2 separate regions of the Homo sapiens genome follow, and region 1 is linked to region 2. A link is a loop called in an ENCODE intact Hi-C map of the cell type or tissue named here. Cell type or tissue: heart right ventricle. All regions are shown on one strand. Each heading gives the region's core, and the rest is flanking DNA. Links, peaks and the distances in the headings are about the cores only. Region 1 holds the start of LOC124902366 (a long non-coding RNA gene). Region 2 has its middle 15 kb from the start of AKR1C2.

Region 1 (5,379 bases), core at 194-5,193, 53 kb before region 2:
GTAATTATCTCGGTGAGCAGACGGGTGACTTTGAATAGAATGGGGGGCAAGTTTGTGCTGAGCAGTTCCCAGCTTGACTTTTTTCTTTAGCTTAGTGATTTTGGGGCCCTAAGATTTATCTTCCTTTCCCAAGAGTGAAATATTTTGGTTTCCTTCAAGCTCAACTCTGCCTTCAACCAAGACAAGTGGGGATTTACAACCACAGAACAGGGTGAGGTCAAGGAGGAAGAATTACTAACAAGAAGCACCCAAGGTGAGGGTGATGTTCTTGATAGCAGCAAGGCAGAAACTCTGGAATACCAAAATACAGTCATGGCAGTCTTTTCATTTTTCTCATGTCTCCTTGGTACTAATCAAATATGTCAATGCTCTGCCCTTGGCCCTCTTGAGAAGGTGGGGTTTTCAATTCTTCATATGGTTCTGTGATCTGGGCTGGAGCTGCTCGCTGAGTCATGTGGGTAAGACTGAGAGAGAAAGGGGGTCCATGTGCTCAGGACAGTGGATGTAATTGGGCTGTCCCACTGAGGAGTCTGTGTAGGGGAGGGTTGTTCTATGTCTTCCATTATGTTACCAAAGGTAGAAATTATGGGCCTATGGGGATCTCCAATCTCAATCTTTTACCTAATTTGGGACAACTGTCAAGTCTGTTCTCCTTTATATTGGAGAATAATGTTAAAAATGAAATCTCCTGCCATTCTACAAAACTCTCTATAAAGTAGAAAATAAAGAAAATAATTTTCTTATTAAAAAAGCATTAGGGCTGGGTGCAGTGGCTCACACCTGTAATCCCAGCAATTTGGGAGGCTGAGGCAGGCGGATCATGAGGACAAGGGTTCGAGACCAGCCTGGCCAACATGGTGAAATCACATCTCTACTAAGAATACAAAAATTAGCTGGGTGGGGTGGTGCCTGCCTGTAATCCCAGCATCTTGAGAGGCTAAGGCATGTGAATCACTTGAACTCAGGAGGCGGAGGTTGCAGTGAGCCAAGATTGTGCCACTACACTCTAACCTGGGAGAAAGAGCAAGACTCTGTCTCGAAAATAAATAAATAAACAAATAAAATTTAAAAAGCATTAAACCAGGCTGCAATGTGCATCACAGGTAACATGCTAAAGAGATTACAAAGACAGAAAGAAATCTCACCCCTTTATATAGCCAAGAAATATAATCCTTACATGCATCTTCTTGAGATAAATGATAACTGGTCTTCATGTAATAAGGCCTAACACCACCATTTTTTATAACATTCTTTCAAACATTCTTTTTATAACATTCTCCATCCTAAATTCACCTGGTAATTGGGGTATCCTTCTGTGCTAGACAGTCACCTTTATCCCAAGGAAAAATAACATTTCTTTATGACAAGCAGGCAGTTGTAGCTTGGAGTAAGGGGCCCATGGAGATAGGAAGTTATCTTTCTTGATATTTTCATTTCCAAAGAGTTGTCTCTCTTACCCTTAACACAACACTGGCAGGTTGCAATTCTGGCTAGAGGCTTAGTCAGCTTTTCAAAAAACTGACATGCATAATAAAGGGACTAAGGAAGAGTTTACAAATACAATTTTTTTCTTAAGAAAATAGTCTAAGACATGAGCATAGAAGAAAAGGTCTCTATCCTTATTGGCAACAGGAAAAACTCAGCTTTTACAAATGACCCTTACATTTGCCTAGAAACTTGAAGTTCAAGCAAGCATGCTTTCTAAACAGAAGGCTTTAAAGATTCTAATTGCAGTCACATACTCTCCTCCCTGAGGTGGATCATTACCTCGTATTTTAGTGATCAAATATAAGCATTTATTTTGACTTATGCCAGGGTTTGGCCATAAATTAAACACATTTGTAAATCCCTAATACTTAAATTGCTGCTCAATAGTACTAGAACCCAGAGATAAGTGTCACATAGGCTGGTCTTCATTCCCACCTGTCTGTAGCTATTAAATCATAAGAGCCAGAAAAAAAACAAATTCTGCTATTGCTAAAGTCAAAGACAAAGAAAGCTGGGTACTGATTAACATGGTGAGGACAGGTTTTATCAGTAACATAACATCGCAGTAGAGAAGAGGTCCAGCGTGAACTGAACTGAACTATGATCTATGCAAGATGACTCAGCATTTTAAAGGGAAAATGAGGGAGAAGGGAAAGGCTGAGCAGAGACTGAGTGGAATCAGCCAAGCGGAAAATTACAAAAAGTAGGAAGGGGCTGCTTGGGCCATGTGATTAGTCCCTCTGGGTTTGCTAACTGGAACTAAGGGAAGTTGGACTCCTGCCCTCTGTGAGACTGGGAGACAGGCATTTCTTCAGACATTGCTGGAACAAATACTGAATTCTTTTGGAAGCCGTGAGTTTTCTCAGGCTGGCTCTTTAACAGGGCTTGGTTATCTATTGATGTAGCCTTGAACTGTTAGAAATTATGTTTGGGTGTGTTCAGATCCTTACAGACCAAGGCGAGGCCTATTTCAAAAGAGACTCAGAGGAGCCTGGGGAAAGTCTGTTCAAGAAGAGAATCCGTGCCACTGTGTGGGGTGGTCTGTGCCTTAGTCACCGTGAGTTGTGAAAAACAGGTGTTACCAGTACTGACACGCCTCTAAGGAGTCTTTGTCATATTTGATTTGGTCCTCATGCTCTTTGGATTTTACTCTCATTATGTAGAGAGGGAATAGACAGAGCCCATGAGAGCAGGGAGAGTCTCTGCCACTGATCTCCCTTGCTTATTTATTCTCTTGCTCCTGATCTCTTACTCTCCTGCTTTGCACCATGGAGCACCACAGCAGGAAGGCTCTCATCCAATGAGATCACTATGGCCTTGGAATTTCCAGCCTCTGGAGCCATTAGCCAAATATACCTCTATTGTGTAAGAACCAGCCAGTTACAGTTATTTTGTTATAGCAACATAAAGCACAGTAAGATACAGCCATATAATTCTCTGTAAATAAGTGGAAATCCATTGTGAGGCAACAAAAAGAAATGTTTCCAGAGTAGCTGGGACAATCCACTTCAGCCCATCAATACCACCCCATAGAAGCAAAGCAGACATGAAGATCACCTATCAGGGCTCCTAAAATACCCCCAAAACACTGGTTAAGTCTAAGCCTCCTTCTAACAGGCTGTCTTAGTTCATGACAGCTGCTATAACAAAAGACTGCAGACTGGTTAGTTATAAATATCAGGCATGGATTGCTCACAGATCTGGAGGCTAGAAGCTCAAGATCAAGTGCAGACAAATTTAGTGTCTAGTGAGGCCCTGCTTCCTGACTCATAGATAGCTGTCCTCTTTCTATCCTCATGTCACAAAAGGGACAAGCACTCTCTCTTGAATCTCTTTAACAAGGACACTAATCCCATTTATTATGGTTCCACACTCAAGATCCAATTGAGACAGAAAAATAGGGTCTGGAGACAGGGAACACAAGGCCAATTCACACTTCAGCTATGACAGGAAATGTCCTCTCCATAAGGTATATTCCAGGTAAATGACTTTGTAACCTCACTTCACCCTTTTCATTTACATAGTGTGTACACCAGGCAACCAGTGAAAATCCCTAGAGAGTATTTAAACCCCCACAAATTCTGTAACGAGGCCCTTGAGCCACTACGCTCAGGCCCACTTCCACAATGTGGAGTGTACTTTTATTTTCCATAAATATCTACTTTTGTTGCTTCATTATTTCTTTGCTTTTTTGTGCATTTTGTTGAATTCTTTGTTCAAGATGCTGAGAACCTGGACACCCTCCACTGGTAACATATTTTGCTGAGCCAGCCAGGAGAAATTCCAGCAGAAGCTAGGCCCAAAGATTAGGATTTATTTCTCTCCTTTCCTTTCTGTTTCATACAGGGGAATCTCTCCTTGGTGGGCAGTGCCTAAACACAGAGAAAACTGCAGAATTCTGGCTATGGCCAGTGAAAACTAAGGGTGTCCATGTGAAGGCACCTAACCGTCACCAACCAGTTTGCTTAAGGGACCTGGGTCTTCTCTTTTTTTCCTTTCTTTCATTTTCAGCCTCTCAACAACTGCTTTCTAGCAGCTCCTTGAAAATTGAAGGCAATTGGCTGGAGTCACTCCCAGGTATTGCCTGAAGGCCTAGGAATGAATGGGACTATTTGCCCTGCGCAGAAGGCGGAAGGGCTCTTTTCCTTTTTTTTTTTGAGACAGAGTTTCACTCTTATTGCCCAGGCTGGAGTGCAATGGTGTGATCTCAGCTCACCACAACCTCTGCCTCCTGGGTTTAAGCAATACTCATGCCTCAGCCTCCCAAGCAGTTGGAACTACAGGTGCCTGCCACCATGCTGGGCTAATTTTTGTATTTTTAGTAGACGGGGGTTTCACCATGTTGGCCAGGCTCATCTTGAACACCTGACCTCAAGTGATCCACCTGTCTTGGCCTCTCAAAGTGCTGGAATTACAGGCATAAGCCACCATGCCTGGCCAGGAATTCTTGCTTTTTAGGGTTTCGCTTAAGTTTTAGGTTATAAGGATAAGAATTCTAGTTAACACATAATTCAGTAGGCAAAATGTGCTGGAAAAGATTATGTTAGTAGTGAGAAAAAGAATAACTTTGTATAATTCAGAAGTTATCAAATTCTAACTAACTTTTTGGATTTTAGGCTTCTAGACAGTTTAAGCATGTTGAATATACTTTCATAAATAGAATTTGAGTTCTATTTCTCTCTCTGCCTAATTTCTTCAAAATTTGTAAACTATTTGTGAATATTCTTAATTCATGGCAATATGTTTGTCTGCATACAGTTGAGCAGGGTCCCTAGGGCCACTCAGGGAGAAAGAACCCAGAAACCAGACATGCTTGCAAAAGAATATTTCTTACCAGTTAGTCTCTGGTCTCTTTCGCTCTGTGCAAACTGGTTAAATGAAAGGTAAAAGTCACCATTTGTCCCTTCTGTAAAGTTTTAAATTGGTTTAATAATAATATAAGAGCTTAAATCAAATATTTTGTCAGAAAAGTGAAAAATGTAATGCTTTTTATTTAGTTCATGTGACTTGAGTAATCTTTAGGAAATAAACAGTTTTAAAGATTATTGGTAAAATACAGTTGTCTTGAAAATGTAAACATGTGGTCTAAGTTATGTTCAAATATTAGGTTTGCTAAATGCTTTAAGGTCATAAACTGCTTCTTTGGTGTTTGAAATTTGTTTAACTTGCCTGCTTTCCAGCTAGGTAAGGCCTGAGGACAGCCCACTCGGGATGGCCCTGGGGGCTTCTGAGATGAAAGAGGCCTTCTTGGGAGGCTCCCAGCATTCCCTGTGCTCTTGCCTCTTCTCCCCTCTGCCTGCCTGAAGATCCCCCTGAGTCCCTGCCACCCCCTCTCCATGGGGAGTTGGCCATGCCCCTAACTATGCTGGAAACATTCTAATCTTATCAGAA
Region 2 (5,379 bases), core at 75-5,074:
AGACACATGGTGAGCCAAGGCTGTCCCCACATAGATGTGAGCCTCTCAGGGGCTCCCCAAGCTGCTCTCAGGAAGGCAGGTGGCGGCCTGTGGAGAAGCTTCTCAGACAGACCTTTAAAGTGTCAGGATCTTAGTCTGTTTTTCCTGGAAGTTAATCTTTCTTTGATCCAATAAGGCATATAAAGGGGTCCTCAGAGAAAGGCTTTTACCCTCTGTTCACTTCACTAATGTACATTTCCTCAGCACTTACAAATCTCTGCGAGAGAAGAAAGCTTTTCAGGTCTTTCTGTGTGTCGGCAGCCTCTCTGAATTGTGACCCCTCTGAATAGTCATATAAAAATATGCCAGAAAAGTACATTTTGAGTAGCACATTTTGCTTTCCTTCACCCTGTGTAACACGTCTTAAAAACAAGAGTGTACCATGAGGTCCACAGCCGGTGGCCCCACTCCTGCCTCCTGAACAAAAGCTTCAACAAAAGGGATAATTTAAAAATGAGCAGCTCTATTTCATGGGCCTCTTTCCAACCACCTGGCACTAAAGTAAAAGACCGGTGCAACTCAGAACAGGTGCAATGATCCAGGCTGGTGATTGGCAGGTCTAAAATGCCACCCAAGTCCCCTAGTCACTGTGAGTCAGCAAGATTTTCCAGAGAAGGAGGTTGGAGATAACACTATCAAATCACTTTTAGATGATCATGCCTGGTGAATGTGAGTGCCTTAATGAGGGGTGGGGTAGAGCAGGCATGTCTGATACATGAAAGCAAATGGGCCTGCTCCACACATCGCTCAGCAAACAGCCGTCTCAAGCTGCTCTTCTCTTATTTAATAATGAGGCAGTCACTTGCTTCAACAGAAAACATTTTCAACTGACTACATTATCCCATAAAGCAAAGGTATACGGTTGAAATCATATATGTTCTTAACATTTCTGGACCCTCCTATACCTATGAATAAATTTAAATGACTTGCTTATTCCAAAATGAAATTCCTATGTTATTTAGAAAACATGTTGAGGAAAATATTGGACTGGAGAGAAAAACAACTCACAAAGAGTCCTGTACTCTTCCGGTGACCTACTTCGCATTTGGAAGTTTGGTTACTTTTTATGCCAATCAAAACATCCTGCCATGTAACTATGGAGCATGTTCAGTAAAATCAAATGTTTTACCCACACAGAAAATAAAAATGAACTTTAATGTTTTTGCCTTGGTCTTCAAAAATGCACCCAAAGGAGAAACACTGCATTTCCCAAACAGGACAAAGTGATTTGGTGCCAATCTCTTAAGAATGAAGAATGAAGTGTTTAGCTAGTTTGAGAGTCAAGAAAAACTGAGAAATGCAGAACTCAAGTTTCCACTTGAAAATCATTGTAACAAGTGACAGGAGGAAAGAAAATCCTGTAGTCTTGGCATGACCCATCATTTTTAAGGGATTTTTCTATACCATCTCTGTTTATTGATTGTATAACCCTGGATGCCAAGAAGGTATAAAATCCCATGTCCAGGCATCAATACAGGCCCTCTGCTCTCAATGAGAGAAAAATACCTAGGACTTGTGGGGATACAAGGAATCCTTTGTCCAAGTGATTAGTCTTTGGTCTTTAACACTCAGCCTAGTACATTTTGGGTTGGGAGAGGGGAAAAATGGGGAATATTAACCTCATCACTAAACTAACACTAATATTCTTTAGTGGAAAAAAGGTTATCCTGTCGAACCAGCAAAATGGCTAGAGGTTTCTGCAGACATTCTAGTTCATCCAAAAGTTTTAATTAATTTTAATAATCTTAGTGAGGTGCTAAAAGAGGGACCCTAATGGGATGTGAGACTCCCAAACTCAAAGAGATTCTAGTTTCATGAAAAGCAAATTCTGTGACTTCACAAACTAGATATTTCATTAAGGTCACAATGTAGCCAAGCAATTCTGGGCATGACTGTTTAAAACAGGAATGTGAAACCAGAGCAAAGGCAGCCCTCCTTTGGCTGGGCGATGGCATAGCAGACCAGGAACTTTCCCCCACATGGTGCTCTATACAGGACAGGGGTGAATCAGCTCAGCTACACCATGTGCCTTAGAGACTCTGAACATGAGACATGTGGAAAAAGACCCTAAAAAACAATTACAGGCAGAATGCAGGAAAAACAGCCAGATCACCAGGCGTGGTGGCTCATACCAATAATTCCAGCATTTTGGGAGGCTGAGCCAGGAGGATCTCTTCAGCTCAGACCAACCTGGAACACACCACAAGAACTTGTCTCTGCTAAAAGGAAAAATTTTAAAAATTAGCTGGGTGTAGTGGCACCTGTCTGTAGTCTCAGCTACTTGGGAGGCTGAAGTAGAAGGATTGCTTGAACCCAGGAGGTCAACGCTGCAGGGCACTGTGATTGCACCATTGCACTTAAATCTTGGCAAAATTTTTTACAGTGGCAACACAGGTTATGGGATGGAGAGAAGAACAAGCCTGGCTAGCAAACGAGGTTTCATTATTTAGATGAAATCTCCCAGGAAGCAGCCCTCAGAGAGAACAGCTGGGAAATGTTTTTCTTTAGACCTTTAAAGGTATCAGATTCTCAGTTAATCTTTCTTCTATCCAAGAGAGATTCTCAGAGAAAGCCCAGCTGTAACAATGCAAATTTTCTCTACAGATGCAAGTCTTTCCCACTAAAGACAGCTTTTTGGCTCTTCTCGTATTTCCTGCCCTTCTGAATAGCTGTCTTGAAATGTGTCAAAGAAATTTATTTTAGTGCAAAATGTATTGGTTCCCTTGAAGCTCAACTCTGACTCCAAGTAAGACAAGAGGGGATTTATAACCATAGAGCACGGTGAGGTCAGAGGAGAAAAAATTGCTAAGAGGAAGCACCAGAGGTTAGGGTGGCAACAGCAAGGCAGAAATTCTGGAATACCAAACGATATGGTTTGGTTCTGTGTCCCCACCGAAATATCATGTCAAATTGTAATTCCCGGTGTTGAAGGAGGGGCCTAGTGGGAGGAGATTGAATCATGAGGGCTGACTTTCCTTTTACTCTTCTCATAATAGAATTCTCATGAGATCTGGTTGTTTGAAAGTGTGTAGCACCTCCACCTTCTCTCTCTCTCTCCCTCTCCCTCTCCTGCCAGCCAAGTGAAGACATGCTTACTTCCCCTTCACCTTCCTTCATGATGGTAAGTTTCCCGAGGCCTCCCGTGCCATGCCTTCTGTACAGCCTGCAGAACTGTGAGTCAATTAAACCTCTTTTCTTTGTAAATTACCCAGTCTCAGGTAGTTCTTTATAGCAGTGGGAGAATAAAATAATACAGAAAATTGGTACTAAATAGTGAAGCATTGATATAAAGATACCTGAAAATGTCAAAGCAAATTTGGAACTGGATAGGTAGTAGGTGTGATTGGAAGAGTTTAGAGGGCTCAGAAGAAGATGGAAAGATGAAGGAGGGTTTTGACTTCCTAGAGACTTGAATGGTTATGAAGAAAATGCTGATAGGGATATGAACAATGAAGTCCAGGCTGAGGAGTTCTCAGATGGAGATGAGAAACTTATTGGGAACTGGAGTAAAGGTCACTCTTCCTATGCTTTAGCAAAAAGATTGGCATCATCGTGTTCCTACCCTAGAGATCTGTGTCACTTTGAGCTTGAGTGAGATGATTTAGGGTATCTGATGGAAGAAATTTCTAAGCATCAAAGCAAGCAAGATGTGGCCTGGCTGCCTCTAACAGCATATTCTCACGTGCATGCCCAAAGAGATTATCTGAAACTGGAACTCATATTTAAAAGGGAAGCAGAAGATAAATGTTTGAATAACTTGAGCCTGGCCATGTAGCAGAAAAGAAAATATTATTTTCTGAGGAAGAATTCAAGGTGGTTGCAGAAATTTGCATGAGTAAAGAAGAGCCAAATGTTAATAGCCAAGACAATAGGGAAAAATGCCTCCAAGGTATTTCAGAGACCTTCAAGGTAACCCCTTCTATCACAGACCTGGAGGTTTAGGAGAGAAAAATAATTTCATGGGCCAAGCCCAGGGTCCTACTGCTCTGTGAAGTCTTGGGACATGGCACCCTGCATACCAGCCACTTCAGCCCCAGCCATGGCTAAAAGGGCCTCAGATACATCCTGAGCTATTGTTTTAGAGGATGCTAGCCCCAATGTGTGGTGACTTCCATGTAGTTTTAAGCCTGTGCCTGCTCAGAGACTAAGAGATGAGGCTTGGGGGCCTCTGCCTAGATTTCAGAGAATGTATAAAAATGCATGGACGTCCAGGCAGAAGCCTGCTGCAAGGGTGGAACACTCATGGAGAACTTCTTCTAGGGCAGTGTGGAGGGGGAATGTGGGGTTTGAGCTCCCACACAAAATTTCCACTGGGGCACTGCCTAGTGGAGCTATGAGAAGAGGGCCACCATCCTCCAGAACCCAGAATGGTATATCCACTGAAAGCTCATACTGTGTGCCTGGAAAAGCTGCAGACACTCAATGCCAGCCAGTGAAAGCAGCCATGGGGCCTTTACCCTGTATAGCCACAGAGGTAGAGCTGCCCAAGACCCTGGGAGCCCACCTCTTGCATTAGTGTGGCCTTGATATGAGACATGGAGTCAATAGAGATTATTTCGGAGCTTTGAAATTTATTGACTGCCTTTCTGGGTTTTGGACTTTTATGGGGCCTGTAGCCCCTTTGTTTGGGCCAATTTCTCCATTTTGGAACAGAAGCATTTACTCAATACCCCATTTCCATTGTATCTAGAAAGTAACTAACCTATTTTTGATTTTATGACTCATAGTTGGAAGGGACTTGCCTTGTCTCAGATGAGACTTTAGAATTGGACTTTTGAGCTAATGCTGAAATAAGTTAAGACTTTGGGGGACTGTTAGGAAGGCATAATTATCTTTGGAAATGTGAAAAGAATGTGAGATTTGGAAGGGGCTGGGGCGGAGTGATATGGTTTGGCTCTGTGTCCCCACCCAAATTACATGTGAAATTCTAGTTCCCACTGTTGGGGAAGGGGCCTGGTGGGAGGTGATTGAATCATGGAGGCTGACTTCTCTCTTGCTGTTCTCATCATATGGTTCTCCTGAGATCTAGTTGTTTGAAAGTGTGTAGCACCTCCACCTTCTTTCTCTCTCTCTCTCTCTCCTGCCAGCAATGTGAATATATGCTTGCTTCCCCTTTGCCTTCCTCCGTGATTGTAAGTTTCCTGAGGCCTCCACAGCCATACTTTCTGTACAGCCTGTGGAACTGTGAGTCAATTAAACCTCTTTTCTTTGTAAATTACCCAGTCTCAGGTAGTTCTTTAGTTCTTTATAGCAGTGTGAGAATGGACTAATACACAAGAATACAGTCAGAGCAAAGTTTCACTATTCTCACATTTCCTCGGTACTAATCAAATATGTCCA

What was found. Hi-C counts contacts between places; a loop is a spot of excess contacts. Peaks named below come from ENCODE experiments on the same cell type or tissue, not always from the same donor. Only the 100,000 strongest peaks of a DNase experiment are listed, where the experiment ranks them.
Region 1: it touches region 2 in a loop (2.0-fold over the local background); 9 of 110 quality-filtered maps call a loop at or near these places.

What each region holds. Positions count from the first base shown.
Region 1 is chr10:5,068,641-5,074,019 of GRCh38, reverse strand. All of the region lies in intron 3 of LOC107984198 (a long non-coding RNA gene), which reads right to left. LOC124902366 (a long non-coding RNA gene) reads left to right here and starts at 1,051. Exons shown (of 2, transcript XR_007062039.1): 1 at 1,051-5,379. It also overlaps a transcript of AKR1C3 not described here. In heart right ventricle, for the core only: no CTCF peak of the experiment used is centred there; a DNase peak (open chromatin) is centred at 2,229; H3K4me3 peaks cover 667 bases; H3K27ac peaks cover 3,163 bases.
Region 2 is chr10:5,015,681-5,021,059 of GRCh38, reverse strand. It overlaps a transcript of AKR1C2 not described here. Among named protein-coding and RNA genes, the nearest start is that of AKR1C2, 15 kb to the right of the region's middle. RefSeq lists a cis regulatory region at 470-827. In heart right ventricle, for the core only: a CTCF peak has its summit at 1,963; a DNase peak (open chromatin) is centred at 2,007; H3K27ac peaks cover 3,256 bases.